Linked DNA regions of Homo sapiens: region 1 is linked to region 2. Evidence: read pairs that join two places in POLR2A ChIA-PET (ENCODE). Cell type or tissue: PC-9. All regions are shown on one strand. Each heading gives the region's core, and the rest is flanking DNA. Links, peaks and the distances in the headings are about the cores only. Region 1 overlaps NOD2 (nucleotide binding oligomerization domain containing 2). Region 2 has its middle 18 kb from the start of ADCY7.

Region 1 (16,383 bases), core at 6,574-11,573, 470 kb before region 2:
TTAGAGAACATATGAGGTAGCTGACAACAGGGAGGGGAGACAGGATAGGGCCAGGGACAGCAACAGAGGAGTCATGTGTTTCCCAGGTTGCTCTTTTGGTTACAGCTTTGCCTTCCAATAATGTCCACTCCAGGTCCTCCCCCTTTCCCACAATTTCAGGAATGTCTTACAAGTTGACCCTAAGGCAATGCCAATTGTAATTGCCAGTATTTATTGAACTTCTATTAGATTGGTGCAAAAGTAATTGCAGTTTTTGCATTGTTGAAATTTGCCATTTGATATTGGAATACATTCTTAAATAAATGTGGTTATGCTATACATCATTTTAATGCACAATTCTCACTTTATGATTTTTTGCTAATGACTTAATACTTTCTGTTTATTTTATATTTATTTTAGACTATGAAAATGATGTTAGACAAAAAGCAAATTCAAGCAATTTTCTTATTTGAATTCAAAATGGGTTGTAAAGCAGCGGAGACAACTCACAACATCAGCAATGCATTTGGCCCAGGAACTGCTAACTAACGTATAGTGCAGTGGTGGTTCAAGAAGTTTTGCGAAGGAGATAAGAGCCTTGAAGATGAGGAGTGTACTGGCAGGCCATCAGAAGCTGACAATGACCAATTGAGAGCAATCATCAAAGCTGATTTTCTTACAACTACTTGAGAACTCAACATCGACCATTCCATGGTCATTCAGCATTTGAAGCAAATTGGAAAGGTGAAAAACCTCGATAAGTGTGTGCCTCATGAGCTGAGTGAAAACCAAGAAAATCGTCATTTTGAAGTGTCATCTTCTCTTATTCTACACAACAACAGCGAACCATTTCTTGATCTGATTGTGACGTGCGATGAAAAGTGGATTTTATACAACTGGCAATGACTAGCTCAGTGGTTGGACCGAGAAGAAGCTCCAAAGCACTTCCCAAAGGCAAATTCGCACCAAAAAAAAAAGGTCATGGTCACTGGTGGTCTGCTGCTAGTCTGATCCCCTACAGCTTTCTGAATCCCTGCGAAACCATTACATATGAGAAGTATGCTCGGCAAGTCAATGAGATGCACTGAAAACTGCAACACCTGCAGCCGGCATTCGTCAACAGAAAGGGTCCAATTCTCCACGACAACACCCGACTGCATGTCACACAACCAAAGCTTCAAAAGTTGAATGAATTGGACTATGAAGTTTTGCCTCATCCGCCATATTTACCTGACCTCTAGCCAACTGACTACCATTTCTTCAAGAATCTTGACAACTTTCTGCAGGAAAAATGCTTCCACAACCAGGAGGATGCAGAAAATGCTTTCCAAGAGTTTGTTGAATCCCGAAGCATGAATTTTTATGCTACAGGAATAAACAAACTTATTTCTTATTGGCAAAAATGTGTTGATTTTAATGGTTCCTATTTTGATTAATAAAGATGTATTTTAGCCTAGTTATAATAATTTAAAGTTCATGGTCTGAAACCACAATTACTTTTGCTCCAACCTACAACTCACTTTTGTTAGCTACATTCTCTCAGTGAATGCTCATGGCCTATAATGAAGGTCCAGCCATTATCTCCATTTACACTTGAGGCAACTGAGGCACTCATCCAAGAAGAACTGGCTGGTAATGGTGGAGCAGGGGTAAGACCCAGGCTGTCTGGTTCCAGAGCCTGGACTCTTTTTTTTAAATTATTATTTTTCTCATCCTTTTTTTTTTTTTTTTTGAGATGGAAGTTTCTCTCTTGTCCAGTCTAGGGTGCAATGGTGTGATCTTGGCTCATGGCAACCTCCACCTCCCAGGTTCAAGTGATTCTCCTGCCTCAGCTTCCTGAGTAGATGGGATTACAGGTGTATGCCACCACGCCCGGCTAATTTTGTATTTTTAGTAGAGATGGGGTTTCTCCATGTTGGTCAGGCTGGTATGGAACTCCCCACTTCAGGTGATCCACCCGCCTCAGCCTCCCAAAGTGCTGGGATTACAGGTGTGAGCCACTGCACCCAGCAAGCCTGGGCTCTCAACCAACTCTTGGCAGAAACTAAGCCTGGAAAAGAAAGATGTAGGCATTTCTCTTTTTTATAAAAGATATATCAGAAGTTCAATTTTTGTGGGGGATGATATAGTTTAGGATGCTGAAAAATAAGGCTGATGACAGGGTGGCATGGGACCAACCCCAGCCTCATTGCCTGGCATCCATGGGAGTCAAGTGGAGTAAGGCTGTGACAAGGAGGGAAGACAAACCTGCCATATCCACACCTGGTTGATAATGGGCTTGGTATTCCCAAAGGCCGACCCTCAGTGCAAAGCTGGCATCTGGCTCAGACACATCCGGGCTTCACCCCAACTTCCCAGCCCATTTCCACCCAAATAATTAGTGGAAGTGTTTTCTCCAAATATTTGGAAACTTCCTAGCTTGTGAAAGCAACACAAATGAGTGTCGCCAGAGTGGGTAGCAGCCTGGCAGCAAAGCTGGCACTCACAGAGGCAGCTGTCTGTCTGTCTGTCTCTAAAGGCAAGCGTTTTCCTAGGACCACATTTGCCTAGGCAGATGCCACTTTCCTCCAGCAAAAGGAGCCATCTGATGGGGTTCCTGAGGTCTACTTGAAATAAGAATTTTGGCATCAGCCTCAGAGAGCACCCTGACAAACCCATGATGGTCACTAGGTGGGTTCATGTTCACCTGAGCTGTCCATCTCTTTGTGGCACAAGTCCCAAGCCACTGAGTCAGCCACTGGAGGAGGCCACAGTACTCCCCATCACATCACCTCCCCAGCCACTGCTTGCAGAGAAGACCTTCCACTCTCTGCCTGAGGCCATTCTCCTGACCCCAGAAGCATGTTCAGCTGGGTGAGGGTGAGCTGGAAGTGCTGGAGAATCAGTGCCCCATGAGCGCACATCAACATAGGAAGGACAGAGGGTTGGTGGATAAATGCCATGGCTTTCTTGCCCATTGGTTGGGTAGGTGACCATGTGTGTTCTGCACTGGCTCCAGGAGTGCCCCAGAGTACTGAGCTCCAATTTCCCTCATTGATAACTGGCTTGATAACTCCCCTTTATTGGTTACCTTCACTTCCCCATCTCACTTCACCACTCTCCTATCAGCATTTACTGGGACCACCTCCCAGATAAACAACTTGCACTGGAATCCTTGTCCACCTAGACCAAGGCAAGCTGTTCTACCAGGCCACCTCACATGAGTTAGCCCAGCGGAGAGCGGCCCAGATCTTATTCAGAAATGCCCCTTCCAAAGGCCAGCAATTATTGTCCTGTTTCCTGCTTATGGGTTCCTTACTTCAGGATTTTCAAACTTGAATTTTTCTTCAGTCCTTCTGCGAGAGAACATACACCTTCATCCTGGAGATGGTTCTCCTCCAGGCTGGTGAGAAGAAGAGAGAAAATCCAGTTGATACAACATTGATTATGGAAGATGATGAACTCACATGCCCCCCATATAGGAAATCCAACATCTGAAAACCCAAACTCATGGATAAAGAAAGAACAGATAAAGTACGTTGTGGGGATTCTCAATTCCAGGGACATATTTGCAAGAGAATTCACTCCAAGGGCTCTCAATGTAATAAGTTCCCTGATCCCCCAGCTTCCTGATCTCCATCTTTCCTTTCTTCCTTATTAATGGAAGTCTCATTTCATTTGGACAGCCATGCACTTGGTGAAAAAACTGTATTTCCCACTCTCCATTGCAGCCAGGGCTGGTCAAACAACATACAAGTGGGTTGGTCAAGTGACATACACATGGTTGATACATAAGGGGAAGTCGACAGGTGGGGCTTCCAGGAATGCTTTTTAAAGGAGAGAACCCAGATGGCTTTCCTGGGTATATAGATCGAATCCGGGAATACAGAAGTAGTGCTGCACCTGGAGCAGCCATCCTGTGATCATGAGACAACCAACCATGTGAATGAAGTCACAGGCTAAGAATGATGGAACAGGAAGAGAATGAGACAGAGCTGAGACCCCTCCTGGCCTCTTGTAGCCACTGTACAAACCCTACACTGCCTACATCCAGCTGCCTATACAGGAAAAAATAAACCCTTTCCTTGTTTAAACCTCTATAGATGGAGGTATTCTGTCACCTGCAGCTTAACATATAGTTAAACTAAATTTGGCCTGAGACTGCCTCTGTACTTTGAGTTCCTATGTAGCAAACTGCAACCTAACAACATATCCTTATAACAAACAGCTAAGTCTTAGCCAATCACAGCAGCCAGGCTTCAGTCAGTCACAGTCTACCAGCTGATCAGTCTATATCCATATAAAGAAAATGCCTCATCACACCATGCCCATATAAGGCAAATGCCCAGCTGCAACCAATCAAGCTGTTTTGTACATCACTTCCTTTTCCTGTCTATAGATACTGCTTGCCTACCTTGCTGGGTGGAGCACTCCCAGTTCTGAATGCTGCCCAATTCATAAATTGCTGTATGTTCAAACCAGTTCTGCTAAATTTAATTTGCCTAAAGTTTTTCTTTTAACAGTAATCATAACTGATGCTCTCATAACAAGGTTCTCCTCTACTAAGAAATTCCAAGTGGCAAAATCCAGTCAGGATAGAATCAATCATACTTGAGTAGAGCTAGTAAGCCCTGCAACAGCCAAGGTCCATCCATAAAATCTGTTTATGGCAATGCCCATATGTTGCAGTGCCTTTCTGCTTCCCGGGAAAATCAAACATTCAGTATTTTATCTCCCTGACATAATCTGAAGCTGCCCAGAACATGTCAGAAAACTATACTAGTGGCATCTAAAGGATGAGAAACTTAGAATCTGCTTCAGGTCAACAGTATAAGCATGATTCATGGTTCCTCTTTCAACTATCAAAACTCCATTACACCTTCCAAAATGACCTAAGACTTGAATACCCAGTGCTCCTAGGAACTCAAAATCACTTTAAAATAACAAAACTTTATTAGTAGTAGTAGTCACAGTACTATAGTAGTTGTAGCAGCAGCAGCAGCAGCAGCAGCAGTAATAGTAGTAGTAACCCTGCCATTATTCTAATTTAACATTTATGGAGCACTTACAAATATGCCAGGCACTATATTAAGGTCTTCACAGGCACTACTTTATCTAATTCTTGCAAAAATCCTTTATGGTTGGAAGTATTCTTACCCTCATTTTACAGACATGAAACTTGAGATTCTGAAATTGTTATTTAACTTGCCTAAGATCACGGCCTGCTTGATTACAGAGTCTGTGCTCTTAACACTTATGCCATGTGGAGGCAGTCACCAAACCAGCAAACCCATATATTTTATTAAATAAAAAAATTAGCATGTACATACCAGGCTCTATAAGCTTCATACCACTCAGTACATATAAAGACAAACACAATCAATCAATCAGTCAATCACTCAATCATCCACCTTTGTCTGTCCACACAACCGCTCCTATGGATGAGGCCAGGGGATCAACAGAGATTGTGATCCACTTCCCCAGAGCAGAGAATCCCCCAAACTCACCAGAGTTCTTCTAGCATGACGTTCTTTGCCAGCATCAGTGCCAAGGCTTGGGCACCCACACTGCCAATGTTGTTCCCCACCAGGCTGGAGGTAATCATGGAACAAAAGTATGTCAGAGCAGGGAAAGACCTCAGAGATGAGCTAACCTATGGAGGGCAAAATTCGTGGTGCTCTCCTGGTCTGCTCCATTTCAGACATCACTAATTGATTGCGGTGCTCTTTCTTTTTTCTTTTTTTTTTTTTTTCTACCCTTTTTAGACATCACTAATTGAATGCAGTGCTCTTTTTTTTTTTTTTTTAGCTTTTTTAGACATCACTAATTGATTATAGTGCTCTTCTTTAAGCCCAGGTGCAGCCTTAGAATTCTTTTTAATGTGGTGCACTGGGCACCCACTACCAATGGATTGGAATTGGTCCTTAAGATAAAATGTACCTGATCCAGCCCAATATCTTCAATTTACAGATACTGTATCAAAACCCTGAGAGGACAAGGGACATTTCCAAGTCACCCAGAAAGACTCGAGTGTCCTCTCTTGAAATCCAATGGTCTTTTTTCCTTACTCCATTGCCTAACATTGTGGGGTAGAAATAAAGTTCAAAGACCTTCAGAACTGGCCCCAGCTCCTCCCTCTTCACCTGATCTCCCCAAGAAAACTGCAGGATAGACTCTGAAGCTTACCTGAGCCACCTCAAGCTCTGGTGATCACCCAAGGCTTCAGCCAGGGCCTGGGCCCCCTCGTCACCCACTCTGTTGCCCCAGAATCTGAAAAGGCCAAAAGAGTCAACAGACAGTGTCAGTGAGTACCTGATATGTGTTCTAGACATGAACTAACAGTCCTCCTCCCTCTGCAGTCCCAGCCAGAGGGGCAGGACCACTCAATCCCAGAGTGGCCTCACTGGGGCTCCTGGTCCCAGCAAAGTGGACCTGCCTCCATCTTTTGGGTGGGATGGCCAAACTTAACCCAAGAGTTTTCAGTGGCTTTACATTACAGACTTAGAGAATAGTAGAGGGCTACCCAGCCCTAACCCTTAAGGACAGGAACTCACTGACAAGAGTAATTTACAGTTGTGACACTTTTTCTGACACTTAGTTCAGATACGCTTCCTGGTAACTGCCACCCACAAGTCCTTAGCTACCCTCCAGTACCTGCCCATAACAAGTCTAACACTTCTTCTGCAAGCTAGCTCTTTATCTCCTGCTTCTTCCTAACACCCCTAATTCCTTCACGCCATCAGCTTCAACTCCCCCAGCTTCTGGGCCATCCTCCTCTGACTCACTGTAGTTTGAAAACATCCCTTTCCAAAAGGTAGATCCCAACTCACACCTTCTGACTTATTGACTGTATTCTAGGGACCTACCCTGGACAGGTATGTACACAAGTTAGCAAAGAATGGCTGAATTAGGATGTCCACTGTACTTTCATTCATTAGGTATGTATCGATTGAGCTCTGGCTATGTGCCAGCACTGCTCTGTGCCCCAGGGATATGACACTGTAATAACAAAAAACCTGAAAACAACTTAATAGTCATCAAAAAGTGACCAGTTAAATACATTATGTAACACTCTGCAGCTCTTTGAAAAATGAGGTCAGGCTGAGCAAGGTGGCTCACTTGTGTAATCCCAATACTTTGGGAGGCAAAGGAGGGAGGATCACCTGAGCCCAGGAGTTTGAGACCAGCCTGGGCAACATAGTGAGACCCCGTCTCTACAAAACATAAAAATATCGGCCAGGCATGGTGGCTTGTGCCTGTAGTCCCAGCTACTCAGGAGGCCGAGGTAGGAAGATCACTTGAGCTCAGGAGTTCAAGGCTACAATGAGCTATGATTGCAACCACTGCACTCCAGCCTGGGTGACAGAGTGAGACCCTTTCTGTAAATATTAGTAAAATAAATAAATAGATAATTAAGTAAATAAAGAGGTCATAATGACCTAAAAAAATTCCTATAATATATGGCGAAGCAAAAAAAAACAACAACAAAAACAAAACAAAACAAACAAACAAACAAAAAAAAAAACCAAGCAAGTTACAGAACACTTTGTATCATATGACAGCGTTTGGGGGTTTTAGCACAACGCCTGGCCCAGACAGGTGCCCTAATAAATATGTGTTGAAAGAGGTAAATACCCCTGATGTGGCAGATGTGACCTCAAGCAGAAGAGAGTTCAGTGGGGCTGTGGCCTCCTTTGTTCTAGACTCTGTTGCTACTAATGCAGTGTGGAAAAGATGTTGATTTCTAGAGCAACATAGTCCCATTTGTGGCTCAAACTGAGCTTGGGGGCCGGGTGCGGTGGCTCACACCTGTAATCCCAGCACTTTGGGAGGCCGAGGCGGGCGGATCATCTGAGATCAGGAGTTCAAGACCAGCCGGGCCAACATGGTGAAACCCTGTCTCTACTAAAAATACAAAAATTAGCTGGGCGTGGTGGTGGGTGCCTATAATCCCAGCTACTTGAGAAGCTGAGGCAGGTGAATCGCTTGAACCAAGGAGGCGGAGGTTGCAGTGAGCCAAGATCGTGCCACTGCACTCTAGCCTGGGCAACAGAGTGAGACTACATCTCAAACAAAACAAAACAAAACAAAAAACTGAGCTTGGGGGCAACTTGCCTCCCTGTGAAATGGGCTGGAACACCTAGGCCCTAAGGTTATTCTCTCTTCCTACAGTCCCAGGTTCTAAAACTCCCAGTTCTTGTCAAATGGACTCCAGTTCACACTAGGGCATGACAGGATAGGAGAGAGGCTGCTGGAAACAGCACAGGTGCAAGCCTGGGTGCCTAGCAAACAGAGGAAGCCCACCCTGGGGCTGCAGGTTGGGGTACTCCCCTCCCTGGCAGGCCCTAGCATGGTCCTACAGGGAGCAAGAGCTCCGAGGGACCTAGCACAGCCCCTCTTATCCTGGGTGCCTTCCTATCCTTCCCCATTTCCTTCTCTTTCTTAGGTCAGGGGTCCTCACCCCTGGCTGTACATCCCCTGGGAAGCTTTTTAAAACTCCTGATACCTGGGCCTTGCACCTAGATATTTGCATTTCATCAGTCTGGGGTGGGAGGCCTGGCAATAGTGTTTAGAAGCTTCCAGGTGGTTTTAATATGCAGCTAAAGTACAGCCCTAGCGCCCCCTGAGGATCAGAGGGCTTCCTGTCACCAGCTCGTGGGCACTGTCCTCCCCTAGCCCCAACATCCCAAACTTCCTGTTTGTCAGGCATAGACCAAGTATGAAGGTGGCAGTCAAGGGCCGCCCACTCTCTCCCTGGCTTGTCCTCCCCACTGGAGCTGGGCTGCCTCTGGGGCCTCCTGGCTGAAGAGTTTCACCTGCCCCTAAATCCTCAAAAGTCCCAAGCCCCTCCATGCAGGTCCCTCTTCCTGGAATCCAACCTACCCCAGGAACTGCAAGGAGGTGTTGCCTCGGAGCCCCTCGGCCAGCACTTGGGCTCCCGCGGCAGTGATGTAGTTATTCCCCAGCCTGGAAGGGAAGACAGAGGAGGCTGAGAGAACACAGCGGCAGGCAGAAAAGGAGGGCCGTCTGTGCCCTGGCCAGGGAAACACAGGAAGAAAGCATTGAAGACCTGCCCGGGAGGCAGCAGCCACATCAGGTGCCCTCGCTGCTAGGTCTAGTTTACTCAGCGGCTCCCACAACTTCATTTTCCCCCAGCAAAGGGAAAGGGGCAGCGGGACGCTGTTTGCACAGCAGTGTGACAATTCCAGGCAGGAGCCACAGTAGGCAGCTGTCCTGGGAGGTGGTTTCCCCGGGACAGCGAGGGTGACTCAGGGTCACACCTTTCCCTCTGGTCTCAGCCGCCCTCGATCCAGACCCCATCGTGCCCTCTGCAGCCTTCCCAGATCTGTTGTTGCTACAGGTAGGCTTTACCTGTTGCACAAGAGCGCTGGGCAGGTCCAGGTGGCTGGAGGGAGGGGTGGGGCCCACTGAGCCTTCCAGAAAGGAAGGAGAGAGGGAGGGCCAAGGCTAGGGGTGGGGGAAGATCCCAGCAAGGAAGGCTCCTGCTGCAACTGAATCCAGACACCTCGGAGAGCTTCGGAGAAGCCCCAGAGCTCTCACCTGCAACCCTAGGCTTCCTGGGATAACTATACGCTTTCATTCTTTCAAGGAACGTCAAGCCACTCAGCTCACAACAATCCTATAAGGCAGATATTATTGTATCCTTGGAGAAGGGGTGTGGCAGCTAGGAGAACTCGCCTTTCAGGTCTCCAGCCTCAGCTCCTTGGAGGTAGCCAAGGGCCCCAGCTGCTGTGCTCCAAAATCTAACATCCTCGCATCTGCACTTGCCAGCCCCTGCCTGAGACATCAGGCTCCCCTGCCTGGTGAATTTGGTTCAAGAACTCCTCATCAGCCTTGCCAAGATGTCTTAGGACTGCACTGAAGTCCAAGGTGCCCAGTCTCAACCTTCCTTCCTTCCCTCTCTCCTTCACTCAGGGACACACCTCCCAGCCTCCCCCAGCTCCCTTCCCCACTTCCCCTTTTAGGACTTTTCCCCAATAAATGGGTGGCACATTGAATCCCTGCTTGGAGGACCGGACTCACATAAGGAGAAACAAGCTGAGTGCTTGTGTGATTTACCCATCATCTTTCAGCCACTCGCTTACTATATAAAGCCCCTGCCAGACGGTGCAGCCCTTCATGTGGATTAACTTGCTTGCTCATCACTACAGCCTGTGAGGTAGCCAGGGTTATTACCTCCATTCTACAGAAGGGGAAACGGAGGCACACAGACATTGGGCTGACCTGAGGTCACGCAGCTAATGAGGGTTCAAACCTCGGGCAGTCTGGCTCCAGAGCCTGTGCTCTCTATTACAATGATATACGGTAATCCCTGCCCCCTGCTTATCCGCAGCTTCGCCTTCTATGGTTTCAGTTATCTGAAATCAACTGCAGTCCAAAAATATTAAATGGAAAATTCTAGAGATAAACAATTCATACATTTTAAATTGCATGCTATTCTGATCACGTGCCATCCAGCTCCATCCCACCCAGGACGTGAATCAGCCCCCCGTCCAGCGCATCCACGCTCTATACGCTCCCATTTGGTAATCATCAAGATCGTCTGCTCCTGACATCCAGCTGCCGACCTCATTGTTGCTCAAAGATTAGGGATCTCTGGGAGCAGATGATTCTCCTCCTGAAGTGTGGTCAGGTCAACAGCAGCCCAGCGCTAGAGCACAGTGCTGCATGCGTCATCCACCTCACTTCCTCCCATCACACAGGCATTTTACCACCACACATCTTCCCAAGAAGAAGGGTGAGTACAGTACAAGAAGATATTTTGAGGGAGATGGAGAGAGTCCACATTCACATAGTGTTATTATAGTACATTGATTGTTATAATTGTTCTATTTTATTATGAGTTGCTATTACTCTCTTACTGTGCCTAATTTATAAACTACACTTTATTGCAGGTGTGTAGGTATTGGGAAAAGCATGGTATGTGTAGGGCTTGATACTCTCCATGGTTTCAGGCATCCACTGGGGTCTTAGAACATCTCTCCTGCACATACCGGAGGACTACTGTGTTGGCCACAAACTCAGCCTCCATTTCTGAAACTAGCACCCTTCTCAGGGATGGGCCAGCCAGGTCTGGCCACAGCCTATTCCAGGCTTGTGAGTCTGAGGGATCAGGCAGTGGTAGCAGGACTGAGTCCTTTGTACAAATTGGCACCTGTGGTTCTGATCTCAGTAGCCCTTGCCGAGACTGAGCTATGTGGCCCGCCATTTTAAAATGGCGGCTCCCATCCACAAACCCAGCCCAAGAGGTAAAAGAATAGATGGAAGCAATTCTTTACTTTGTCTTTTTTTACTGCCTCACAAATCACAGGAGGCAAGAATATCTGAGAGAGAGAGAAGGAGAGAGAAGCCAGGCCAACCCAGCGGCCAGCTAGAGGGGCAATTTAAAGGCATCAGGTAGGAGAGAGAGAGACTCCTGTTGAAACTGGGAGACACTGGAGTAGCAGAAATGCAGAACCAGATGGACTGCAAACCTTGCATGCTCTGAGTGGTGAAAGGACCTCCTGGGAGTGTTGCAGCAACTCGCTGCCACAGCTGGGGTGGCAAGTAACTGTGTATGCCTCCCCCACCAGGACGAGCTCAACATGCATCGTGGAACTCAGTAAACCCAGAAAGCTGTGACACTCTTAGACACAGAAAAGGAAAGGGGCCTAGAAAAGCTTTCTTGCCCTACGGGCTAAAGGTCAAAAGACAGGAAGTCCTCAGCAGAGCTAGTCCAGAGTTTACTGGGGAGATCACAGCATTAGAGAACCCCTGCTTAAAATGAGACACTGTCCCTGCATTCAATCAGGAGGTCAGGAGCCAGTGTGGGCAGTGCCAGGCCAAGACCAGATCAGACTGACTCAGGAATGGGGCAAAAAATAGTTTCCAGGGAATAAGGAAAACCTGGGCTCACCTCAATGCCAAGAAGTTCTGCCTGCATGCAAGGAGCTTAGCCATGGAGTGTGCACAGCCGTCAGTCAATTTGTTGTTGAATAGACTGTTCAGTTCCAGAAGAGAGGAGACACAGAAGCAAAGCACATTGGACAGTGAGCACCAAATCCCAGGGTTGCCCTTCCCCTCTGGGCAGGAATCACCTGCACCCCCCATCATGCAAACAGCCCCTGCCCCAGCCCATCACTCACAGCTTCCCAGGCTGCACGACCTGGGGTGAGACCAGGGCACTTGGAGCCCATTGTCCACAGCCCAGGCTGACTTACGCTAACTTCTGCAATTGCTCGCAGTGAAGAGCACATTCAATGAGCTTGCAGATGCCTCGGTCTGAGATATTGTTATCGCGCAAACTAAAGAGACAAAATAAATACATTTGAAAATGGAGCTAGTAAGACAAGAAAAAAATCTACAAATCCCCCAAAAAGACTTTCATTCATCCCTGAAGTGCCAGCATCTGTGCTTCCAGGAAACCCTGCATAGATGGAGCACCCCAAAAAAGTGGAGACCCCACGGTCCCTGGCCAGGGAGGTGACGTGGTGCACTATGATGGGGATGGCCCAGGACGTAGGATCCAGACCCCCTACTAAAGAACCCTGGAATCCTTAGGAAATGACAGAGCTAATTTGAGGCAATGTTTCCATCTCTGCAAAAGGAACATGATAATCACAGCAGCCTCACAAAGGGGATGATGGTGGAAAGGAGCTGATATATGCGAAAGGTGCAGCCTGAACTAGACAGGCTACCCCTGGGGACAATTTACCATCATCTAGGTCAGCAGACAGTAGACCAGCTGGATGAGAGTGGCCAAAACTTCAGAAACAGGCATATAGGCTGTGGTTAGTGAGGCCCTGCTGCCCAGTCCTTAACCCCAATGGCACCACTCCAACAGGCTAGTCCCTGCCGAGCAAGCCCTGTCTGCCACTCCTCTTGGGGCACCATTCCCAAAACTCACCTGATCACAACATCATCTGAAAGCTTCCCTAAAAGACAGATTCTCAGGCCCATACCCTGGAGCTGGCAATCAAGTATCTGCGGGGTGGGGCCCAGGAATCTGTATATTTTAACAACTGTGCACATGATTCTTTATCTTTAGGCAAACTTGGGAGGCCCTGACTGAATGGTTAACAGCTCAGGCTCTGGAGTGCCTCAGCTGGATATTGTGATCCTGATCAGCGACTTACTAGTTATTTGCTGGTCTCTTCATCTATAAAAGAGGGAACAGGCCGGGCACGGTGGCTCACGCCTGTAATCCCAGCACTTTGGGAGGCCGAGGCGGGCGGATCACGAGGTCAGGAGATCGAGACCATCCTGGTTAACACAGTGAAACCCTGTCGCTACCAAAAATACAAAAAAATTAGCCGGGCGTGGTGGCAGGCGCCTGTAGTCCCAGCTACTTGGGAGGCTGAGGCAGGAGAATGGCGTGAACCCGGGAGGCAGAGCTTGCATGAGCCGAGATTGTGCCACTGTACCCCCTGCCTGGGCAACAGAACGAGACTCCGTCTCAAAAAAAAAAAAAGAGGGAACAATAGTATTATCAGCCTCACCAGGCTGTGCACATAAAGCCTTGTGAGCACCCGGTACACAGTAAAAGTCACCTAGAATCATGATCGCTAGCACTGATCACTACCCTTACCACTTCTCAATAATAACACTATTTCATCCTCACAACAAGCCAGTGAAATGGGAACCATTATTATGAGCATTCGTGAGAAAGAAACTGAGGCACAGACAAGCGAAGTGACTTTGCCAAGGTTGTACGGCACATAAAGGCTTTGAGCCTAGGCGGCTTGGCTCCAAACCCCACTCTTAACCATGACATTGTGCAGCTTCTCCCTCAGGGCCTCTTATGGCCACTTCTGTAGTGCAGTGATTTTTCAGACTGCAGGTTGCAGGTCATGCAAATCATTTTGAAGGTCCTGAGCAGCATTTCTAAAATGGAAATAGAACAGAACAGAAGAGAGCAGAGTGTCTCAGAGTTCATAAAGCGAAGTCATTTTGTGAAACTTAGGTTCCATGTTTACATGGTGGTGCGTGCTCTCTCTCTCTCTTTCTCAATCATTGTGGGTAACATTCAAAAAACTTTTAAAGCCATCACTCTAGAGTCTGAGAGAGCCAGAGTCTAAAGAAACCTATATAGGGGCACTGTGTATATAGGGTTTCCTAGAGGCTGAGGATTTCAGTTGGCATGGAAACACTTCAAGTGGGAGAGAGGCAGGTTGGCACTGTGGGAGAGGAGCCTGTGCCCTCCCCCTTCCTCCCTTCCTCTCTTTCTCAATCTCTCTCTCTCTCTCATACACACACACACACACACACACACACACACACACACACACAGTGCACTCACAGCAACCTCATGGTTGCTTCCCCTCCCCTACGGCCTTGGCAGTTTTAGTGTGTGTAAGGTGAAGAGCAGTAAAACTCGCTCAAGGACAGTAATTGCTAATGGAAAACCAAGCTGGTTGCTGCAGACCAGTAGTTCTCCCAGGGCGAGACCACTTGTATCAGAATCACCAGGGGTGTCTGTGAAAAATATAGATTTCCTGGGCCCCACCCCAAACCTACTGAATGGGAATCACTAGAGGCAGGCCCAGGAATCTGCATTGCCACGAGTGCCTTTACACACCACAGTCTGAGCACCATGAGCTAGAACCAGGCCACCCTCACCTTTCTCTGAACACAGAGACAGACCCACAGGTTTCCCAGAGCCCTTCTGCACACCCTGGTAATCACGGGGACATCCCTAATCAAGGATGGATGATCCATTCAAGAATTCCAGAGATGGACTGGCCTATGAGGATCACACAGGCCAGTGATGCCTGGCCTCTTGGGGTAAAAACTGAGTCTACTACCCAGGAAAATGCACATTCTTATTTCTATCAGGGAAATTGCTCCAACAGACAGGTTTCCAAATTCCCACTCAAAGTATCATGATCCTCCCTCCTAGGGAAATAGAGTTTGGTGCTGGCTGTTTTCCATTTGCCTGGCCAGATCCACTCTCCCCCTTCTCTACCCGTCCCTGGCTCCTGGGAGGCTGATGCCTGGGGACTACTCCAGCAGACAGCCCACTCGGCCTCCCTGATGGGTCCAGCTGGTGGAAGGCGCTGGCCAGGAGCAAGAGTTGGGGTGAGGAGTTAGGGCCAAGCGGTATTCTTCCACTTTGCAGAAGCTCAGGCAGCCGTCTCCATACCTTCCCCCCAGCTAATTAGTCTCCCTCCCCTTCCCCCTTCAAGTCTACCCTCCCCCAGCTGTTACTAACCCCAGGCCCCTGCACCAACCCTCTCACTCTTCCTAACTCCTGCCCATGGCTTGTAAACAATCTGTTTTTCAAACTCTCCTCAAAACACCCATTTTAAGTGTGTCATCTGTTTCCTCCAAGACCATGATGGGTATAATCATATTTACATTCATTGCATATAATACATATATATATTCGCTATATATGTTATGTATTATGTTGTTATTATGCTTTAACCTAAAGACCATGGTCCCTATGTCAGGGTTAACAAAATTCACTACACAGTTTCTAGTGGGTATCCATGTGTTTGGTCCATGATGAAAAATAAATCTTGTTGCTTTGCCCCCAGAGAAGATGTATACCATCCTAATACTCTCAGGAAGTGGTTTGTCCCATGCTTAGGGTCAATTAAGGTCATCCAGGTGTAGCCCAAAGCCCCTGGAGGCTGGGAATCAATTTTAACTTCAATCTAGAACTTCTGCTTTCCTATAGGTTCTAAATAGAAGCAGGGCAATCCCCTTTCAAGCTGGAAGGATGTTGGGGAATCTGTCGCATGCTGATCCGCAGGCCTAGGCACACCCTCTGCCCTTGCCTGCCCCCAAGATGTGGAAAGAGGCCCCCGAGTTCAGGGGCACAGATTCTCCAAAGGGCAAAACCTCACATCTTTGGCTGGGGCTCTAAGCAATACGGGTAGTGCTGAAATCCTGTTTGGACACTGTGCTACCTCAGGAATCCAACAGTAGTTGTAACCCTGCAGCCACTTTCTATTTCTTGGGTCCTGAAATTCCCATCTGGTTGGGGTGTTAAAGTCTCTGATGGGGCACAAGTCACCTCTGATTTGGTGTTGTTCCTGATACGGACACATACTACACAAAACTTTCTGCAAGTGACCTCAAGGTTTTCAGGGAGCCTCTGAAGTGTATCCATAGACTGGTGGGAGGCAGAAAACCTGTAATCAGAATGATGCAATTTGTGAACCCCAGCTCTGCCATTTCCTGGACAAGTTACTTCACTTCTCTGAGCCTCAAGTCAAGGATAATGGAGATAATAACATTCCTGCCTACCCGCCAGGGTGGTTGTAGAGATTAGATGAGGTCATTCCGGAAAGCATAGCACCAGACCCAGCACATAGGCCAGTCAATAAAGTGTGGCTGTCATCATCACATATTGAAATTAAGGCCCAGAAGGGAAGGGATCTGGGCAGTGTTGCAAAGCAGGGTGGCAGAGGCGAAGCT
Region 2 (13,272 bases), core at 1,708-6,707:
ACAGCTTTTGGTATAAACCAAAGGTGTGTTCCCTGTTTTTTCTTTTTCTGTGAGAAGTCACTGGAATGTTGACAAAGGCTGCATTGAATAGCTTTGGGTAGTATGGACATTTGCACGATATTAATTCTTCCAATCCATGAACATGGATAAAATCCCATCTATTTGTATCTTGTTCCATTTCTTGGTTCATTGTTTTATAGATTTCAGCATACAGCTCTTTCACCTTCTCCGTTGAATTTATTCCTAAGTATTTTTTCGCGTGGCTATTGTGAATGGGATTATCTTCTTGATTTCTTTTTCAGATAGTTAGCTAACATACAGAAACATGACTGATTTTTGTGTGTTGACTTTACAGCTTCACTGTGTTAGTTTATTAGTTCTAACAGTTATTTGGTGATTGTGTGTTTTTTAAGCATCTTATCTTTTAGTAACATAGACTACCATTCTCACAGATGAAGTGACAGGGTGCCTGGAGGGGGCTGTGTGTGGGAGGAGAGGCAGCTCCCAGAGGCCATGGGCTGGAGCCTGCGGAAGCGGAGGCAGGGGTGCGTGGAGTGGCGTGCTGGTGGGCTGCCCTGTCTGCTGCTGTGTCTGTTGGCTTGTTCATAATGAAACGTCAAAACCTTGTCACTGAAAGCACTCTGGGATCTGCCATCTCCTCCATGTCTCACACAGCGAAGGGGTCGTTTTTAGCCCCTTCCTACAGATGAGGATCATGTGGTCTTGAGAGGGAAGGTAACTCCCCCGAGGTCTCAGGGTCAGAAACACAGACCCAGCCTCAACCCTGCTCCTGACTGGAGAGAGACAGACAGAGAGAGACAGAGACAGACAGATAGACAGACACACAGAGAAAGGCAGTTAGAGACAGACAAGGACAAAGACAGAGACACACACAAGTTCTTCCTGAGGTCCCCTCCTGCTGGAAGCAAAGGAGGCTCCAGGCTCTGGCCTCCAGTCCCCACCAGCATGTAGCAGCAGACACCACCGCCTCCACCCCCACCTCAACCCACCTCACCACAGGAGCTTAAAGGCTTCCAGTGCCAGCCTGGGCGGCGTCATTAGAACACACTCCTGGCAAAGCCCTCCCCCCGGAGCCCCTCCCTGTCTCATCCTCTGACCACAAAAGAGTGGGCAGTGGAAAGCGCTCAGTGCCCAAGACCTCCACACTCCCAGACGTGGTCCCACCACAAACCTGGGTCCAGCCTGAGGGCACCACAAAGGTAAGAAACGGACCCATTTTTGGCTGGGTGCGGTGGCTCACACCTATAATTCCAGCATTTTGGGAGGCCACGGCAGGGGTGGATCATTTGAGGCCAGGAGTTTGAGACCAGCCTGGGCAACATGGTGAAACCATGTCTCTACTAAAAACACAAAAATTAGTCGGGCATGGTGGCACACATCTGTAAATCCCAGCTACTCAGGAAGCTGAGACAGGAGAATCATCTGAACCCAGGAGGCGGAGGCTGCAGTGAGACGAGATTGCGCCACAGCACTCCAGCCTGGACGACAGAGCAAGACTCCATCTCAGAAAAAAGAAAGAAAAGAAAAAGAAATGGACTCGTTTTAATTTACCCTAAAGAAACAGTCCCACTACATGCAAGGACTTAGCTACGGGCTGTTTAGTGCAGCTCTCTAACTGCGAAAATGCTGGAAACAACCGAAATGTCTGCAACAGGGGACAGAGAAAATCGTGCAGGGCACCTCCTGTGTCAAAGGCTGGGCTGCTGATGTCTGTAACACTTTAACCTCCCTGACCCCCAACTCCACACCCAAAGCCTGGGGCAGACAGAACTCCCCTTAGAGGACAATAAAGAAAGTTGTAATGCTCAACTTTTTTTCTTGTAATATGTTGAAAAAAGAAAAGAAGTCTGGAAGAATATACACCAATATGTTAATGGGTTACTTCGAGTTCCAATTCTATTAAGAAGTTTTTTCCCCACCTTATTACTTATATTTTCTGATTTTTCATTACCTAAATGTGAATTGTTTCTGTACTTTAAAAAATGAAAACCATTTAAAAATAAGAAACGAGCTTTTTCCTCCTCCTGGGAATGGAGCCCAGAGCCTTAGCCCAGGAGGCAGAAACTCTGGCTTCTAGTCCCAGCATTGCTATTGCTTGGTCATGGGACCTCTGAGGGTCACTTCACCTCTCTGAGCCTCAGTTTCCCCATCTGTTGAACACCAAACTCACCAAGGTGAGCTCCTGCCATCGTCACTGAGCCTGTCCCCTCCTCTGTGAGATGATGACCTTAAGGCACAGCTACGAAGGCACACAAACAATGCCTACCCAGGCACACAAACAATGCCTACCCAGGCACACAAACAATGCCTGCCCAGGCACACAAACAATGCCTACCCAGTGGCTGCCTCCACCCCACACCCTGGGTCATGCCTATTGCCAGCCTTTGCTCAACCCATTCCTGCTGGCCCCGAAGCCAGGCTGGCGGGGGACCAGTGGCATTAGAAGCCAAGCACTGGAATGAAACCATCATGTCAATCATGTGTGCAGAGCTCAGCCCTGCTCAACACTGACAAGTCCCATTCCTCCTGCTTCCACCCACCCTCCAGGAAGGTGGTCTAGCCCCATCTCACATAGGAAGAACCAGAGGCTCGGCACAGAGAAAGGACTGCCTGCCTACATACACCCAAAAAGGAAAAAAAACAGCAGCCCGGGGGCTCCTCCTGCACCGTCCTCAAGGCGTGGTCAGCGAGCCACCCCGCACCCCTTCTTCAGGGCCAGGCACACATTTGAGGCTGCAGGAGGGATGGACAGAGGCCTGGGACTGTGACAGGAGAGCAGGCTGGAGCCCCAAAGCTTCAGCTCCTCTTCCTCCTCGCCTGAAGCCCCCAGCCATTGCCCACACACACCAGGTGCTCAAATACTGGCTGAGTCAAGGCAGTGCAATGCTATGCCCTCTGCGTGGGGGAGCAGGCCGGGGAAGGGGAGAACCCAAGCTTTGTGGCCCAGCACCCTGCGATCACTTCCTAGGACAGTGAACTGGGAGCCCCCGGAGGCCAGGCGGGGACAATGACAGGCAAGGCTGGCTGGCTAGGTGGGGACTGGGGCACACTGGAGGCCCGAGCTCTGGGTGAGGCGCCACCCTGCCGAGCTTCCACCGGTAGCTGCCATGCAGCAACGTGGCCAGGGGTACAGGCCTTCTAAGTTGGCAAAAGAAACTAGAAATCTAGGCTTTATGTAAAAATCTTGTGGTTTTCAAATGTTGATGATTAATTCAAAATAAACTTTAAGCACTTCTGCAGTCCTCCTCCCACGGCCCTGGCCTCTGCGGTGTCCTGAGCAAGCCACTTCACCTCTCTGGGCTTCAACTGTGTCATCTGTAAAGTGGAGAAACAAGGCCTGCCCCTCAGGATCATGGCAACAGGAGATGGGACACACGTTGCCCATACTAAAGATAACAAAAAGCGGCAGCAACAATAACAGCTAATGCTCGATGAGTGCCAGAGGCTGTTTTAAGTACCGGGAAGTAATGTCATTTCATCACACCACAATCTCATAAGACAGGCTTTTTTTTCTTTTTCTTTCTTTTTTTTTTTAAATCAGGGTCTCGCTCTATCACCCAAACTAGTGGGCAGTAGAGTGATCATAGCTCATTGCAGCCTCAAATTCCTGGGCTCAAGTGATCCTCCTGCCTCAGCCTCTGGAGTAGCTGGGACCACAGGCGTGTGCCACCACACCTGGCAATTTTTTTTTTCTTTTTTTGGGAAGAAACAGAATCTTGCTATGTTGCTCAAGCTAGTCTCAGACTCCTGGCCTAAAGCGTTCCTCCTACCTTGGCCTCCCAAAGTGCTGGGATTACAGGTGTAAGCCACCTCACCTGGCAAGACAGGCATTTTTTAAAGCTGTATTTTGAAATACTTTCAAAAAACTTTCAGAAGTGATAAGTACAAAGAATTCTATACTTTTTAATCCAGATTTGCCTATTTGTACAATTTTGCCTCATTCTATATCTATACATTTACCCTGTGCCTCTTTAGCCTTGCAAATTTCCAAAGATCAAGGGCTCATATAAACAGTTATCAGATCATTTAATGTTGATACAATACTTTAATCTACAGCCCATACCCAATTTTATCAACCATCCCACTGATGTGCTTTATACCTTTTTTCCCACCATATGCTCACATACTGCATTTTTAAAATTTGTTTTAAAATTGTTTATTTTTAAAAATAGAGACAGAGTTTCACCACATTGTCCAAGCTGGTCTCACACTCCTGATCCACCCACCTCAACCTCCCAAAGTGCTAGGATTAAATATGTGAGCTACTGCACCTGGCCACATACTGCATTTTAGGTTTTTTTTTTTTTTTTTTTTTTTGAGATAGAGTCTTGCTTTGTCCCCCAGGCTGGAGTGCAGTGTCGTGATCTCGGCTCACTGCAACCTCCGCCTCCCGGGTTCAAGCGATTCTCCTGCCTCAGCCTCCCAAGTAGCTGGGACTACAGGCACAAGCCACCATGCCCAGCTAATTTTTTGTATTTTTAGGAAAGATGGTGTTTCAACATGTTGGCCAGGCTGGTCACGAACTCCTGAGCTCAAGTGATCCGCCCGCCTCGGCCTCCCAGTGTGCTGGAATTACAGGCGTGAGCCACCCCACCCGGCCAATTCATTTTGTTGTCACCTCTCTTCAGTGTCCTTTAACCTGGAGGTTAAATCCTTGGCCTTTGAGATAAGCACTCTTACTGTCCGCATTGTATAAGTGAGAAACTGAAGGCTCAGAGGGGTTGAAGCACTTGCCCAAAGTCACACAGCTACCAAACATTGAGCTGGGACTCAAGCCCAGGGGACTCTCTTTAGAGCTTGTGCTGCTCTTGTCCTCCAGGCCCAAGAGCTTCCAAAGAAAGACCTTTGTTGTTAACTGAACAGGGGCTCCCTCTGCAAACAGCTGCTCAAGGCACCTCACTCAGCAGGTGGTCATTAATTGAAGGAGCACCCTCCTGTGCACACATGGGCTGGGCCGCAGGCTGCCCGCTCCCCACACCTGGCAATGGCCCTGGCCAGATGCCCACCACCTCCCCCAGCAGGGCCCCACATAGCCATTTCCAGAGAAAGAATGTGCTTACCTGCAGAGGAGCCTCCCCACCTCCTGGCAAACTGGGCGATAACGAGGGCCTTAGAGGGCTGGGGCCAGGAGTGCCTGCCATGTTCTCCCCTTACAGTATAGTCGAGGCCCAAATGTCCAGGTCCAAAAGGCAGAGCCTGAAGTCATAATCACCTGCAGGCCACATCCCTAACCCACAGACCAGGGCTCAGGGGGAACCCATGAGGTCAACTGTCTAAGAGGGGCCTGAGTACTTTGGTTTTGTTGTTGTTGTTGTTGTTGTTGTTGTTTTAGACGGAGTCTTGCTCTGTCGCCCAGAGCAAGCTGGAGTGCAGTGGCGCTAACTCGGCTCACTGCAACTTCTGCCTCCTGAGTTCAAGCAATTCTCATGCCTCAGCCTCCCAAGTAGCTGGGACTACAGGCACACACCACCATGCCTGGCTAATTTTTGTATTTTTAGTAGAGACGGGGTTTCATCATGTTGGCCAGGCTGGTCTCAAACTCCTGACTTCAAGCAATCTGCCTGCCTCAGCCTCCTAAAGAGCTAGAATTACAGGTGTGAGCCGCTGCGCCAGGCCAGAGCCTGAGTACTTGCTAAGACACACAATAGGACCATGCTGGAAGGCTTACAGGAAGAAGGCACAGCAAAGGGCAAGGCCTGGGAGGTGGGAGTGGTGCAGGCTCTTACGCAGAGAGCAGAAAGCACTCAAGGGGGCCACACACAGTCTGCAGTATCTGGGAAGAGGAGGCAGGACCCAGATAGCTTCCCAACCGCCATGAGCCACAGATCCCAGCAGACACACAGCGGAAGAGGTGACATGAAGCTCTGCCACCGACCAAAAGGGTATCGTCCACCTGAGTCCCAGGCCGTTCTGTTAGGCTGTGAGGCTATTGTGTACTGAAATACCTCAAAATCCTGGAACCTCACCACGTGATATCCTGTCAAATTCAGAAACTGGCATCAGCCTCCAGACCTCATCTTGCAAACCCAATTCTAAGATTCAGATGCAGCAGAACTGCTCTTGAAAATTTACCAGAGCAAACACAAAGGGAATAAAGTTTTGCTTTTCTTCCTCATTGCCGACAATTTTGAAAACACAGAAAGCACGACTAAATAAGAAAATGATCTGTCCACGAACTCCCCCAAAGATACCCTAAATTTTTATACAGGGTATCTGTAAAAAGTAACGGCCCCTGCCTACCCTTCAATGCGCAAAAGCACAGCCTAGCCTGCCTGCAGTGTGAGTGTTTGGCGTCAAAGTGCATCCACTTGGTCTCCCCTACTGGCCATGGCAGGGCCCATGCCTAACTCAGCTCTCTGCCTCCTGCCCAGACACAGGCCACCCCTTGCTGGATTCAGCAGGGATGGGGAGGAGGGGACATAGGCCCCTCTCCATCAGCAACATTCCTTTGTGCCCATCAAGAAGGGGGCTCCAAGAGGTGGGGGTCAGGAGCAAAGCCCCAGGGCTCTTCTGGGTATGGGGTACGAACAGGAAGAGGGAGAGGTGGGCGGGGCAAGGGCAGGGAATGTGTGCTGCCCGTGGTCGGGCACTCACCAGGCCCACTTGATTCTGCATTTAGGGATGGAGCTCAGGCTCGCTGATGTGGACCCAAACCAGCTCCACCAAGAACACATGAGAACAGCCCGGCTCCTTGCTACCAGACCTGTGAGGACCTCCGCTTTCTCATCTGCAAATGGGACTGGTCGTTTGGGTCCTGCCTAACTTATGATTAAAGATACAAGGGATACGCAGGGGCTTTGTAAGGGCCTGGGAAATTGGAGGGCTCCCTGGGAGGGCTCAGCAGCCTCAGCTCTCCCTGCTCTCCTCTGTAAAAAGCCCAAAAGTACCCACTCTTTTAAGCCCAAGGGCACTTAGGGCCTGTGTGGCTGCTGAGGGAAGAGGACCCAGCACCTGGGGATCCCGAACGAGCAGAGGAGAGGCAGCTTTAGAACACCTGGTCCTGCGAAGCCAGGCTCCCAGCCACAGAAGACTGCTTCAGATGGAAAAGAAACTGAATCATAAAATCAGGAGTCAAAAAGAAAGAAAGAAAGAAAGGCTGGGCACAGTGGCTCACACCTGTAATCTCAGCACTTTGGGAGGCTGACGCAGGAGGATCACTTGAGCCCGGGAGTTCAAGACTAGCCTGGACAACATAGTGAGACCATGCGTCCACCAAAAAAAAAAAAAAAAAAAATTACTAAATTAGCCAGGCGTGGTGGCGCACACCTGTAATCCCAGCTGCTACTCGGGAGGCTGAGGTGGGAGGATCACCTGAGCCTGGGAGGTGGAGGTTGCCGTAAGCCATGATTGTGCCACTGCACTTCAGCCTGGAGGACAGAGCAAGGCCCTGTTTCAAGAAAAAAAAAATCCTGCCTCCGCATATGGACCCAACTCACCATGCAGGGTTCTCACCTCTGCTCCCCAGGCCCAGTCAGCCACTCCTGTGGGGTCCCCCCATAGACCTGGAGTCTGACCCCTCCCCACAGCCTGTCCCCAGCTCCACAGCCCACAAACTCCCTTCTACAAGGGCACCTGCCCACGTTTGAAGGCATTCACTGAACCTGAGAACCCCCTCCTCTCAGGGCCCAAAGCCCCTGCCTAAGTCCCCACAGCTGTAGCCTCACCCGGAGTTCACTACAGTCCTGTTGGTCATGCATTCATTCATTCATTCATTCATTCATTCAATCTCTGGAGCATCACTCTGGACCAGGCCCGAGGGGGCTTCAGCCGACCACACAGGGTATCCTGTTCCTCATTTTAAGGGCTCTACTTCTGTCCACGGCGCCCACGTGGTCATTTCCAGCTTCAGCTCTGGGACTCAGAAAGGAGTTCCTGGCCTTTGAGGGAGGGGACCTGAGACATAAACCAGTAAAGGGAACAACTCCAATCCATGGAGAGGCTCCAGCCTCTCTCCCCTACCCGGGGTCGGCTCCCATTGTCACTTCCTCATGTGCAAGGCATCTGGGTTTCCCGGTTGGGGTCCGAGGCAGGGGCCGGGCCTGGCTCACTCTCCCCTGGACCCTGGTCCCCTTTGGCCACCGAGGGGTCCTGCTCGCTGCTGGCTCCGGCGGGAGCGCTGCAGACCCACAGCCCGGTCCTGCGCCCACAGAGGCTGCTACCCTGTGCAGTGTTTGCTTCCAACAGGCCCCGCCGCCCCGAGCCAGCCCCCTTCTGTGCCCTAAGCCAGTCGGGCTCCACCACAGGGGTCTGGGGCCGGGCGGCCTCCCTCGAGTCTCAGTCTTGTTATCGGAAAGCGGGCGCCAGCTGGGGCAGCGTCTGGGAAGCGTCTCCTGGCCGTGCCTAAGGGAGGAGGTCGTGGCCCGAGGGAGGGGTCTCGGAGCATTTCCGACCCACCCGGGCAGGAGCCGCCACCGCCGGGCACCCGCGAGGCCGGGGAAGGGCGGGCCGGGAGAGGGGCCACCCGCCCGCCTGTGTGGGGACCGCGCGGAGAGGGGCAGCGGCCACGGGCACCCCCGACCCCGGGCGCATCCCCGGCCCGCCCGCCGCGCTCCCCCGCGCCCCGCGCTCACCTGCTGCGCGCTCCCGCTCCACCGCCGCCCGAGTGGCCGCCCCAGTGGCAGCGGGCTGGCCCGGCACTCACCGCGGGCGGGGAAGGAGGAGCGGCCGCAGGCGCCCCCCGCTGGCCGCGTGTCCCAGGCCTGGGGCGCGGGGGCGGGAGCCGGGGCGGGGGGCTGGGGGCTGGGGGGCGCCCAGGAGGCCGCGTCCACCCTGCAAGCGCAGCTGTCCCCGCCCCGCCCCACCCCACCCCACCCCACCCCAGCTCCCCTAGAACCGTGGGAAAGGCGCTGCCGCGGGAGGGAGCGGCCGGGCAAGCTCGGGGCGCCGCAGGAAGGAAAGGCGTCCCAGCAGGACCTTCTCCAGGTACCGCGCGCACGTGCTGGGGAGCGCCAGGCCGGCCCCACCCCCAGAGGGAAACACTTTCTAGCAAACTCTTCCAGTGTTTCTGCCCCAGGCCTCCCCTCCCCCTGCAGGAGCGCCCGTGTTTCTGGAAGGATCCACAGACGGCGGGCCAGTGCCCTCCTCCCAAGCCGGGGGAGCTTTGGTCCCGCCTTACGTCTCACTCAGGCCTTAACCTCCTATGGCAGGGCTCAGGGGCGGGAGATGACAGCGACCACCCCTGTAGGTGTCCTCAGAAAGTAGGTGTTGTAACCTCGTTGTGATCCCTGCAACCCAGGGTGGGGCCCCAGTGTTGGCAGAAAAAAAATCTGCTCTGTTTCCAAGAAACTCAGACAGGGTGAGCAAGAAAGCCTCCTGTGAGTCACCCTGGGAGGGGCAGAGGAGGTCGTCCGCAGGAGTAATCAAGTCTACGAGGGCATTTCTCACTCGCAGACCCCCATGAATCCCGCCCTTTCCCACTGGTCTAAAGCTCCCTGGTACCCAGGAATTGGGGGTTCCCACTTCACTGAGAGGGGTTACAGAAGCACCTGTTATGCCGATTTCTCAGGTCCGACCCCCAAGGCCCTAGCAGGTCTTCATAGAAAGGGCCAGAGAGTCTGTAGTTTAACAAGCACGGAGGAAATCTATGACAAACAGGTAGCAGAAACGCTGATCTACTGGGAACCTATGGTGGAATCCTGGAGCCTGCTACCCCGGCTCACCCTAGAGGGGAGAGATCTTGGTGTGGGAGGGCGTTGCCCCCCGCGGTGGGCCTGGAACCCAGCCTCAGGCCACCCACGTTGAAACCATGCTGAGAAATCAGATGGCCGAGGCTGGAAGGTGGAGCCTCTGATTTCCACTCCAGATGGCCACAGAGAGGTCCCACCTGAGACTTACATCCCAGCAGCAGCAAGCCCTCTCGGCTTCCCGCGCTGGTCAGGCAGCTCCTCTGGGCTCGTGCAGCCCCCGGGCATCAAGCATGGTGGCATTTGGCTCTCTGGGCCGGTGCGACTCCACTACTCATCGGCCTCCCCGTGGAGGGCCCTGGCCGGGTCACTGCAGCATCCTGAGGGCTCACCCGGGAAGATCTGAGCAGCTGGGGCCTCCCTGCGCCGGTAATGGGAATCCCGGCAGCAGTGAAGAAAGGTAATAGGATCATCAGCAGAGCCAGCTTCCGAAAGCACCGCCCACCCCCGGCAGCCCCACCCCTTTAGCAGAACCTTGAAAACGAAGAAACCCACCTGTTTCCCCAAGGCCTTCAGAACAGCCAGTGCCTCAGGGTCACGGTGACCTCTGCCAAGGTCAGCCCTGGAAAGAGAGAGGGGAGCGGAGCCAGCTATGGAGGGAGGGTCCTGCTGGGACCCACACTCAGTGCTCTCCAAGCCAGGAGCCCTCAGCCCTTTCCGGTGTGTGGAACAGTGCTATGACTTCCCAGCCCGTCATCTGTGTGTCATCTTCACGCAAATCTATGAGCAAGTCTCCTGACAGCAGACAGGAAAACAGAGCTGGAGAAAGTGAGTTATACACCGTGCCTGCATAACTGCTCCCATCAGAACCTTCGGGACATATCCATCATCCCCATGGTCCTCATCGCCACTGTGGACCTGTCAGCGGGATCACCCCGTTGGATACTCAGTCCTCAATAGGGGATTCTCAAATGGTAACCAGCAACGGACTCACCCAGAGGTCTGGTGAAGGCACACATGGCTGGGCTCCACTCAGTTTCGAATTCAGCAGAACTGGGTCCGTACTGAGACTTAACTTCTGTCTCACTCCCAGGTTACGCTGATGCTGCTGGTCCTTGGCAGACTGGGTAGCAAGGCTCTAAGGCACTGGATTCCAAATAAGGCTGGAGTCCCATTCCCAGAGATTCTGGTCCTTGGGTGGGTCTGGGAATATGCAGTATTTTTAAAATCCAGGTGAGTTTAATTTGTGACAAGGATGGCACTTCAAATCAGAAAGGAAAAGGAATGGCGCCTTTTTTTTTTTTAAAGCCACAGCTGGATAAACTGGTGGCACGTGGCTGTGGTCCCAGCTACTTGGGAGGCTGAGGCAGGAGGATCGCTTGAGCCCAGGAGGTGGAGGCTGCAGTGAGTGGTGATCGCACCACTGCACCCTAGCCTGGGCAACATAGCGAGACATGGGCACACAGAACCACATCTGGTTATTTTGTTTGTTTGTAGAGACAGGGTCTCACTATGTTATCCAGGCTGGTCTCAAACTCCTGGGCACAAGTGATCCTCTTGCCTCAGCCTCCAAAGTGCTGGGTGGGATTAGAGGCATGAGTCACCTGCACCTGGCCTAAAAATTTTTTTTAATAAAAATTCGTTTAATTTTTATTTAAAAAAAATTTTACACCAGCAGTGGCATGAGCTTGTAGTCCTACCTATTGGGAGGCCAAGGCAGGAGAATCGTTTGAGCCCAGGAGTTTGAGACCAGCCTGGGCAACATAACAAGATCCCTGTCTTTTTAAAAAAACAAACAAAAACTAATAGAGGAAAGATATTTGTGTTTGAAAATGAAACCTATAAGAGAAAATACGTTAGTAATTTTGGAGTGGAGAAGTATGCATGGGAAATTGAATGCACACGGAAGAGCTGCTGTTGAAAGTTGCATGTCTCTGTCCAGATGAGGAAGTCTCCAGATGTCCACATCTAATGTGTTTGTGATTTTAATGATTTATTTATTCATTGAGACAGAGTGTTGCTCTGTCTCCCAGGCTGGAGTGCAGTGGCGCAATCTCAGCTCACCGCAACCTCCACCTCCCGGGTTCAAGCGATTTTCCTGCCTCAGCCTCCCAAGTAGCTGGGACTACAGGCGCCCACCACCACGCCCAGCTAATTTTCGTTATTTTTAGTAGAGACAGGATTTCACCATGTTGGCCATGCTGGTCTCGAACTCCTGACCTCAAATGATCCATCCACCTTGGCCTCCCAAAGTGCTGGGATTACAGCCATGAGCCACCACACCCAGCCGTGTTTATGATTTTAATTATCCACTGTGTTGATAAGCTCCAGAACGCAGTGACCTGGGGTCCCTCCTAACTTATGAGTGCCCAGTGCCCACTGCTCCAGGGCACTCTGCATGTGTTGCCCGAGTCACTTTCTGTGGTGGGCAAGAGTTTGGGGCTTTATTTCACTTGTGCAACGAGAAGATTTAAAAATTTAAAATCAACCACAACAGAAGCTAACAGTCATGTATTTCGGCCACCTTAATCCTGCCCTTCACCAGGCAATGAGAACAACAGCCAAGTAGGAGAATATAAAAGTTTCCTGAGCGGTGCCTGTCCTTTCAGTCCTTTTACAGCCTCCTGATGCATCACTACGCAGAGCGTGGCGTTAGCCTCCTCAGCCAGATGGTCCTTGCTGCCTGTCCCCGAGGAAGGAAGAGCTCCCTGCTTTCCCACACTTCCTCCAGTGGTGCTCGCCACAGGACAGAAGCTCAGTGAGTGCCTAAGCACAGGCAATACTGCTCATGAGGTTTTTTTTTTTTTTTTTTTTTGAGACAGAGTCTCTCTGTTGCCCAGGCTGGAATGCTGTGGTACGATCTTGGCTCACTGCAACCTCCACCTCCCTGGGTTCAAGCGATTCTCCTGCCTCAGCCTCCGGAGTAACTGGGATTACAGATGTCCGCCACCACCCCTGGCTGATATTTGTAGTTTTAGTAGAAATGGGTTTTCACCATGTTGGCCAGTCTGGTCTCCAACTCCTGACCTCAGGTGATCCACCCACCTTGGCCTCCCAAAGTGCTGGGATTACAGGTGTGAGGCCCCGCGCTCAACCATAATTTCTAATTAGAAAAGGGAAGAAGGCCAGGTGGCTCATGCCTGTAATCCCAATACTTTGGGAGACTGAGGCGGGCAGATCACTTGAGGCCAGGAGTTCAAGACCAGCCTGGCCAACATGGTGAAACCCCATCTCGGCTAAAAAAAAAAAAAAAAAAATACAAAAATTAGCCGGGTGTGGTGGTGCATGCCCGTAATCCCAGCTACTCAGGAGGCTGAGGCAGGAGAATTGCTTCAACCCAGGAGGTAGAGGTTGCAGTGAGCTGAAATTATGCCACTGCACTCCAGCCTGGGCAACAGAGTGAAACTCCATCTCAAAAGAAAAAAAAAAAAAGAAAATTTAAGAAGCAGCTAAGAGTGCCAGTCCTTCCCCTACCCCAGCAGGAACCGGTAAGCCTTTTCTCTGGAAGAAGGTAAAATAGACAGTCTCTGAATTGGGGAACACCAAGCCCAGCTGTGGGCAGGGCTACCCAACTGAAAACAGGAAAACTTTAAAGGCAAATTCACATGGAAGGCTGGGACACACGCCT

The links. ChIA-PET counts read pairs that join two places held together with the same protein. Peaks named below come from ENCODE experiments on the same cell type or tissue, not always from the same donor. Only the 100,000 strongest peaks of a DNase experiment are listed, where the experiment ranks them.
Region 1: POLR2A ChIA-PET joins it to region 2 with 13 read pairs; 3 of 35 experiments call an interaction of 5 or more read pairs at or near these places.

Annotation. Positions count from the first base shown.
Region 1 is chr16:50,712,467-50,728,849 of GRCh38, reverse strand. NOD2 (nucleotide binding oligomerization domain containing 2) reads right to left here. Exons shown (of 12, transcript NM_001370466.1): 5 at 12,180-12,263; 6 at 11,876-11,959; 7 at 8,842-8,925; 8 at 6,145-6,228; 9 at 5,466-5,549; 10 at 3,278-3,361. It overlaps CYLD-AS1 (CYLD antisense RNA 1), which reads left to right. Exons shown (of 7, transcript NR_184279.1): 7 at 400-1,435. Among named protein-coding and RNA genes, the nearest start is that of CYLD, 21 kb to the left of the region's middle. RefSeq lists an enhancer at 4,860-4,919. In PC-9, for the core only: CTCF peaks have their summits at 8,348 and 8,553; DNase peaks (open chromatin) are centred at 6,959, 8,619 and 9,419; H3K4me3 peaks cover 1,954 bases; H3K27ac peaks cover 3,537 bases.
Region 2 is chr16:50,241,523-50,254,794 of GRCh38, reverse strand. It overlaps a transcript of ADCY7 not described here. Among named protein-coding and RNA genes, the nearest start is that of ADCY7, 18 kb to the left of the region's middle. RefSeq lists enhancers at 112-611, 7,619-8,330, 9,044-9,755, 9,756-10,468 and silencers at 8,109-8,168, 8,249-8,488, 8,509-8,768. In PC-9, for the core only: no CTCF peak of the experiment used is centred there; no DNase peak of the experiment used is centred there.